Regions from separate parts of the Mus musculus genome. Here regions 1 and 2 are each linked to region 3. The links are chromatin loops, found by intact Hi-C in ENCODE. Cell type or tissue: left cerebral cortex. All regions are shown on one strand. Region 1 holds the start of G6pc3 (glucose 6 phosphatase, catalytic, 3). Region 2 holds the start of Lsm12 (LSM12 homolog). Region 3 holds the start of Hrob (homologous recombination factor with OB-fold).

Evidence for each region. Hi-C counts contacts between places; a loop is a spot of excess contacts. Peaks named below come from ENCODE experiments on the same cell type or tissue, not always from the same donor. Only the 100,000 strongest peaks of a DNase experiment are listed, where the experiment ranks them.
Region 1: a loop joins it to region 3, with 2.6 times the contacts of the local background. A loop is called at or near these places in 7 of 42 quality-filtered maps.
Region 2: it touches region 3 in a loop (2.4-fold over the local background); 6 of 42 quality-filtered maps call a loop at or near these places.

Annotation. Positions count from the first base shown.
Region 1 is chr11:102,188,566-102,191,065 of GRCm38, reverse strand. G6pc3 (glucose 6 phosphatase, catalytic, 3) reads right to left here and starts at 1,367. Exons shown (of 6, transcript NM_175935.3): 1 at 923-1,367. The coding sequence starts at 1,140. In left cerebral cortex, no CTCF peak of the experiment used is centred here; DNase peaks (open chromatin) are centred at 1,121 and 1,434; H3K4me3 peaks cover 1,391 bases; H3K27ac peaks cover 1,576 bases.
Region 2 is chr11:102,184,119-102,186,618 of GRCm38, reverse strand. It overlaps Lsm12 (LSM12 homolog), which reads left to right and starts at 1,363. Exons shown (of 5, transcript NM_172947.3): 1 at 1,363-1,536. The coding sequence starts at 1,413. In left cerebral cortex, no CTCF peak of the experiment used is centred here; a DNase peak (open chromatin) is centred at 1,309; H3K4me3 peaks cover 1,794 bases; H3K27ac peaks cover 1,369 bases.
Region 3 is chr11:102,247,621-102,250,120 of GRCm38, reverse strand. It overlaps Hrob (homologous recombination factor with OB-fold), which reads right to left and starts at 1,239. Exons shown (of 10, transcript NM_153544.3): 1 at 1,029-1,239. The coding sequence starts at 1,031. In left cerebral cortex, a CTCF peak has its summit at 1,364; a DNase peak (open chromatin) is centred at 1,334; H3K4me3 peaks cover 501 bases.

The DNA.
Region 1 (2,500 bases), 59 kb after region 3:
CAGTTAGGCCAGGAGGAAATGATTAGACAACCGCTTTTAGCTTTACAAGCCCTTGTGGAGAAGGGCGGGAGGGAGAGGGACAAATTGTCTGCTTTCCAGCTTGTCATGTTAGCTTATTCTATGTCTCTTTATGATCCTTGCTTCCTCCTTCAAGGCTGGGGAGCCTGGGCAACAGCAGTGTTGAGTAACTCCCTTCTGTACTCCGAAAAGACAGAAAAACAAACAAGCAAACAAACACGGTGGCCCAGATAAACCCCAAGGGCTGCAGGAGGCCCAGCAGTGTGGGGCCACTGGCTTCTTAGAATGAGAAAGCTAGACTAAGTACTGGGGAGAGAAGAAAAGTGTTCCTTGCAGGTAGGGTAAGGATTCCCTTTAGTGACTGGCATTGAGTGGCTTCTAAATTTCATTGGGCACATTATAATCGGGGGTGGGGGTGGGGGGCTTGTTAAAGTGCAGATCTGGCCTGGAGCTTTAGAGTCTGTATTTCTAGTAAGTCTTCAAGCATTGACTCTGCTTTTGAGCTTAAACCAGGGACCACATCTTAATGAAACTGGTGCCTAGTTTAATGTCAAACAAATGGATAGATGAATAAGATGTTCAGCTAAGAAAGAAGATTTTCGGCTACCTACATTTCTAGTAATAACTGCTAAAACGCAGATTTCCAACTACAACTAAATTTGGAGTTACGAAATCAGTAGGTCTGAGGCGGAGACTGTATTTGCAGTTGAACACGCCCCTTAAGTCGTTTCTCTGATCCGGATAGTTGAGGATGGGTGAACTGTGAGATCTGAGGTGAAGACTAGGGCCTAAGGGGATAAGAATAGGTAGAAAAGTGTTTGCCTTTGAGGTAACTACTTGAGGGAGATCAGGGCCCCAAAGGGATAAGGGGACCAGGATGCCCGAAGGCTTCTCTCTGTCTCACCACTTGAAGACAAGGTTGAGCCACTCAGCAATGAAGGTGATCCAGAGCACGGAGATGCCCAGGCGGCGGGAGGCGTAGTAGGCCGCGGGGAAGCAGAACTGAAAAAGATTCTTAGGATCGCCCAGAAAGGTGACCCAGAGCCACATATTCTCTAGCCCGGGAAGCCGGTTCTGTAGTGCTTCAGCCATTATGATGCCCGCGCTCAGCGTGGACTCCATGGTGAATCAGGAGTCCTCTAGCCTGGAGCCCGTTGTAGGGTGCAAGTCGAGGAACCTTAGCAGAAATGAAGCGGCTACCTGCTGGCCCTCTAGAGCCCACCCTTTCTAGCCCCCGGCCCCGCCCTACCCGCCGGGGGTCTAAACCAAGCCCCACCCCCGCCCCGCCCCGCCCCCGCAGTCCCTGACACGCGCGAGTTGGAGCCGTAGCTGGTACTGTTTCCTCCGGCTTTCTTCCTCGGCCTTCCTCTCTACTGGACAGCGGAGGGGACAAACCTTTGCGAAGGCGTTTCCTCAAGGCCCCACGTGGCCGCTGTTGCTAGCACGTGGGCTGCCAGCGTAGTGCAGAAACCCGCTGCTGTTCCGGGTCAGGGGACCGATGAACCTGGGAACCAGCTCTGTGTCCCGGTTCCTTGTTCTGCTGCTGCGAAGTCGATGTCTAATCTCCAGGGCGAGGGTTTCTTCTGGATCTGATCTCTGTTTTCCAACATCACTACCCATTTTTCTCAAATCTGGACCATTTGGAGAGAAGGGAGTCAAAGCCCGACCTCCAGTTGCACACAGTCTTAGTTGACATCTACCTGTCTCTAGCTCAGGATTCTCCCATTCTATTTCATCCACGTCTTCCTTCAAGAATCCAGAGCTTAACATGTGTGTGTATGTTATGTGCGAGAAACTTGCCTTGCTCTCACCCCTACCACCCTCCTGCCATTTAAAATTCTTATTGGGCAGCTAAATCAAGAAAGAGATAGTATTTCCATGAAAAGAGGAAGGGCACACGCCTACAGTTTTTGCATTATTAGGAGGGACACAGTCCTAGGGGAGATCTGCTTAGAGCAAAGGAAGGAGCCTGTTGATATACTTCTTTGATTTCTTTTTCCCTCCTTTCTTTGCACGTCCGTGGCGAGGTGGGAGTGGGGAGTGTTTCTAGACAGGGATTGCTCTTAAACTCAAGAGATCCTCCTGCCTTTGCCTCCGGAGTGCTGGAATTTAAGGCTAAAAGCATGCACTACCATGCCCCATGCCCGGCTTTTTGTTTGGTTAGTTTTGTTTTGTTTTTCAAGACATGGTTTCTATGTGTACCTCTGGCAATCTTGGAACTCACTTTATAGACCAGGCCTAGCTCTCATATCCAGAGATCAGCCTGCCTCTGTCTCCCAAGTGCTGAGACTCCCAAGGGCATGAGACCACACCCTTGGATTTCTTAGTGTCTCAAGCAACTTTGTTCTTGAAGTCTGAAGGGTGGTTGAAAATGAAGATATGAAATAAAGAAAGTGTTTTTTAATTGCTTCAAGAAGCCAAAATTTCACACAGATGTTTTTTGTTTGTTTGTTTGTTTAGACATATCCCTGGCTGTCCTGTC
Region 2 (2,500 bases), 64 kb after region 3:
GAAGGAGAATTATGTATATATGACTTGTTATGGGGTCCAGAATGACACAACATTCCTCTGAAACAGACAAAAGCATGGAGAAGAATTTTTATTCCCATTATAACAATTGCACCAATGCCTCCAACACAAGGAAGTTTTTGCCTGTTGGAGCACAAGGAAACATTTTTGAACTTTGTTCAGGCTCACTCAGTGCCAGAGCTGGCCCTATGCCTCTCTGTAAACTAGAGAAAGGTCAATCCATTTCTCCGATGATTTTTATATTGTGGGGAGGGGTGGGTGAAGGATGGCAGCTGGGGCTGGGAGGTTTATAAGTGCATCTGCACAGTTCCTTTTGTAAGGTTAGTGAGTATTGTAATATCAAATGGATATCATTGGGACTGGACTTTGCCATTATTACCATTCCCTGTTCCGGACTTCCCACCTTTCCCAAGTATGTATATATGTATGTATGTATGCATGCATGTATGTATGTATGTATGTTTCTACTAGTGCTGAGATTTGAACCCTATGTCCGTAAGAATGGATATGTGCTCTGTTACTGAGCAACATTCCAGAGCTGTTCTTCCTTTTACTGAGCTTTCTGAGATCACAGGGTTACTATTATTTACTTAGATCCTATATGTCATGCATGTATGCATTACCTCACTTAAGCCTCCTTACTGCCTTAGGAGGCAAACGTTATTATCTGATAAAGACCAGTAAGTAGTACCTTTGTTACAATCAAAACCATGGCTTTGCCAGTTTTGTGACCCTGACAATTTTAAGACTTCCTTTCTTTGTCTGTAAAATGAGGATATTGATTCCTTCCTTGAGGGGATGCCAGATGCTCACTAAGTAGTACTAAGTAGTATTTAGATCCCACCGAAGAAACATAAGTTTGCTAATTTGCTTACGGTATTTGGTAAATGGCCTCAGATTCTAATTTGCTTAGCCCTACAGCTAATGTATTTTGTTCGACTACTTTATAATTGGTTATAATCATTTTGAGTGAGTCCTGGTAATTCTTGTGAGCTTCTGGTTCTTCGTATGCAAATGAGGATAATATTTTATAGAGTTCATTCATTAAACGTTTTTGTGTAAGGTGTGGGCTTCAGCGAGACTCCAGTTGCTTTCCCTTTCTCCATCTTGTCCTACGTAAATCATTTAGCCTTTATATGTATCTATTTCCTTAGCTTCCAACAGAGCTTTGCAGGAACTTGGCCGAGCAGACCGGCAGCGGCACATTTTTTACTGTATTCAAGATTCCTCTTTTATTTCCTCTTCTACCTAAGGCTCCCGCCCCACCCAGCGCCAGGCCACGCCCCTGCGCATGACGTCAGCACGCCTCGCGCGTCGCGTCGCGGCGCTTGCTGGGGGCCCGGCTTTCGCCCGCTGCTGCCGCCGCCGCCGCCGGCCGCGGCTGCTCTCCCAAGATGGCGGCACCTCCGGGCGAGTACTTCAGCGTTGGGAGCCAGGTGTCGTGCCGGACGTGCCAGGAGCAGCGGCTGCAGGGCGAGGTGGTAGCCTTCGACTACCAGTCCAAAATGCTGGCTCTAAGTATCCTTCTCTGCGTGGACCCCGAGGCCGGGCCGGCGTGTAGGTGCGGTGGTGGGGGGGCGGGGGACGGCGGCGGCAGCTAGGGCCCTCTCCCGGCCTAGGGGCGACCGGCTACCGCGGTGCCCCGGGCGCATGCGCATGGCCGTGAGATTCCCATCCCCCTCCCGCGGGCCTTTTCGGTCCACTTTGGGGACCCTTGTCTCCCACCCCTTGTGGGAGCTGGGCCCCAACTGAGGGTTGGTGGGTGGAGCGGGGCTTGACACGCGGGTGTCTTTTCGGGAGGGGACGATGTCTTAAGGGGACTCCGTGATTGAGGGGAGGGGGTCGTGGTGGGGAGAGGGCTGGAGATTGGAGCCCGGATGGAGTCGGGAGGGGTGTGTAGGGTCAGGAACTGCTAGTAGGGTAAGGGTATGGACTTTACGAGTGGACTGTCTGCTGATGAGATTTGATTCAAGAAAGGGCGGTGGTGGGATGGTGGTCTAATGGGCCTTGCCGGTTTAGAGATGGGAAGTGCGGAACAGAGTTTGTATCTGAACTGGTGGCGAATTTTGCTGGGGTGGTGTATGCTTGGTGTCACTGTGTGTGCTGACTTTGAAGGTTCTCAGGCATTTGAAAACTGCTACTTAGGAGGTGTTGGAATTAGAAGCCTGGTCTAGAGAGGACTTGCCACGTTTTTCAGGGGTTTATGTATGACAGACAGTGTGGCCTTCGGTTCAGTTCAACACATTCCATAGAAACGTCCCTCTTTTTCAAAGTACCAGTGTTAAACTGCATGGAAGAAGTGGCCCTGTTCCCTAATGGTTTATGAATTACTTCACCAACTCACTGTTGGAAAACAAAACGCTTCCTGGTTGAAATAAATGAACCTCTGCCTCCCCCTTTATTTGAGCTACAGGTGGGTTTACTAGAATTATTTTTAGAAGGTAGCCTCTGTCTTTAAAATGAAGTTTCTTATGGAAACTTC
Region 3 (2,500 bases):
CAAGTCATTATTATGTTGATAAAGGTAATTTTCAAATCTTATATAAAAAAAATGATTGATTTAGTGGGGGTGGGGTACACTACTGCATGGGTGTGAAGGTGAAAAGAACTTGAGGGAGTCGGCTTCTTCCACCCTATGGGTCCTAGGGATGTAACTGAGGCATCAGAGACAACCACCTTTTACCTGCTCAGCCACTTCCCCAGCCCCTGACCTTGAACTCCTGACCCTTTCCTTTCCCAAAGGATGGGATTACTTGCCTACACCACCTCTGGAAACAGGCCTGAGTATTCTGCAACAGAATCTCAAAGGTTGGTCCAACACAAGAAAGGACCCTGCCTGAAACCCTTGTTTCTGAGGATCAAGCCAGTGATTTCTTTCTACAGAGGACCAAAGCCAAAGGCAAAGTTGCCAAGAGTGTGGACTGCCCCAGTCTACGGTTCTTCTTCCTGGACAGCAGACTCAGACGAGTGTCACACCCACAGCCTGGGTTTTTGGTGGGGGATTGAGGGCGTGTGGCATGGTAGCTGCTGCCTTTAATTCCCAGAACGCCTAAGGCAGAACTTTGAGTTCGAGGCCAGCCTAATCTACATACTGAGTTACAGGATAGCCAGGGGCAGAAAGCCTGTTTCAAGGACCCACCCTCCTCCCAAAAAAATAAAAACAGAGGAGGAGGCGGAGGAGGAGAGGAAGGGAAGGAGGGAGAGGAGAGTTGAATGTTAGTCACCCCAAGATCACGAGGTTGGGGGCAAAGATTCCAAAAGCCAGTGACGTTTGGGCTCGCAGGGATTGATGACTATTTTTCTGTCTGTCTGTAGGTCTGTATGTCCGGGGGAGGTACCTTTCACAAGGTCTCCTGCGCGTTGCGCGCCCTTCCTACCTAGCCCCCAGGTCTGCAGACTACACTCAGTCTCTACCAGGCAGATCCCGTCCTAGCAGACTAGCGAGCCCGGAGCCCAACCCGGAGTCCGGCTTCCCCGGGGCTGGAACGCCTCCTCCCCAGAGCCCGGGCGGCTTAGACGCGGCATTACCATAACGACAGGCCGTGGGCTCGGGCCGGCGGGTCGGCCCGGCCGTGTCAGACTCAAGGGTTCACCTCCAACTCGACCCAGACGTAGAGTAGGGAACTATGTCCGGTCGCATTCCCAGAGCAAGGTCCAAGAGAAGCGTCTTTAAGACCGCAGCGGAAACTGAGAGAGGGGCGCCTAAGAACGTGCACCCAGAGCGGCTTTCAAAGCCGCCGCCAAAACAATAGCTCCGCCCCCTTAAAGGGAAGGCACCAATTTTTATCCTGCCGACACAAAGTCCTTCTTCCTCGGGCCTTCCGCCGCAGCCTTAAAGGGAAAATCAAAGGTCTCTCGGTCGCCCCCAAGCGGTCCCTCTAGTCCAGCCGGCTGCCACGTTCTGGTTGAAAGGGAGCTTGGAGAAATCTTATACACTTTATTCTCCCTTCTTTTTTTTTTTTTTTTTTTTTTTTTTTTGTTGAGCACACTGGTGATTTGAGAGTGACTTCATCCTCACCAGAACGCAGCCGATCGTGTAGCCCAGGCTGCCCTCTAACTCACTTTGTAGCCGAAAATAACCTTAACTCCATATTGTTCTTCCTCTACCTCCCAAACGCTGGGGTGGCTGGTTTTATGTGGTGCTAGGGATGGAACCGGGGAGGGCGGCGGGGGGGGGGGGGGGGTTCACACTTTGTAGGCCAAGCTGATTGGTAGAGACAGGAAAAGGTAGAGAGCCTCATGCGCCATCATCCTCTGGTGAATGAGGAGGGATTGAACGATTTTGGGCCTTGCACGTGCTAAGCAAATGTTCAACACTAAGCTAATAATACGCCCAGCCCTAAAGAGTTTCTACGACAGAAAAATGTGTGCCTTCTTTGCATGTTAGAAAAATAGGCCTGAAAGCTGGGAGTGCATTCCAATGGTCAACATTGTACTAAGCGTCTTCAAGACTCTGGTCCCAGCTACCATACATACATACACTGCAGAAAAAACGAACAAACAAAAACATAAACAAAATTACTTTGGAGGCCATGCAGGGACTGGAAGGTAAGGCCTGGCTCAAGCATATAAGGCAAGTAAGACTGAATGAAGAGATCCGGGAAAGACAGGGTGTGTCTTTTCCTCAGAGCACAGTAGCCGTCTGAGCCATAGAAATATGACTAAATTGGTGGATTCTTCCTCAGAACAAGGCACATGTGTACAAACACATGATGCTTTGCACATAATTATAGGGGGGTTGTCTTCCTGAAGCCTCTAGTCAAGAACTCAGTCCCAGACAGGTGGTGGTGGCCCACGCCTTTAATCCCAGCACAGAAGGAGGCGGATTTCTGAGTTCAAGGCCAGCCTGGTCTACAGAGTTAGTTCCAGGAGAGCCAGGGGTACACAGAGAAACCCTGTCAAAAAAAAAAAAAAAAAAACCAAAAAAAAAACAAAAAACAAAACAAAAAAAAAACCCTCAGTCCCCTGGAATTCTAGGAAGCAAAATGGTATAGCAGTTA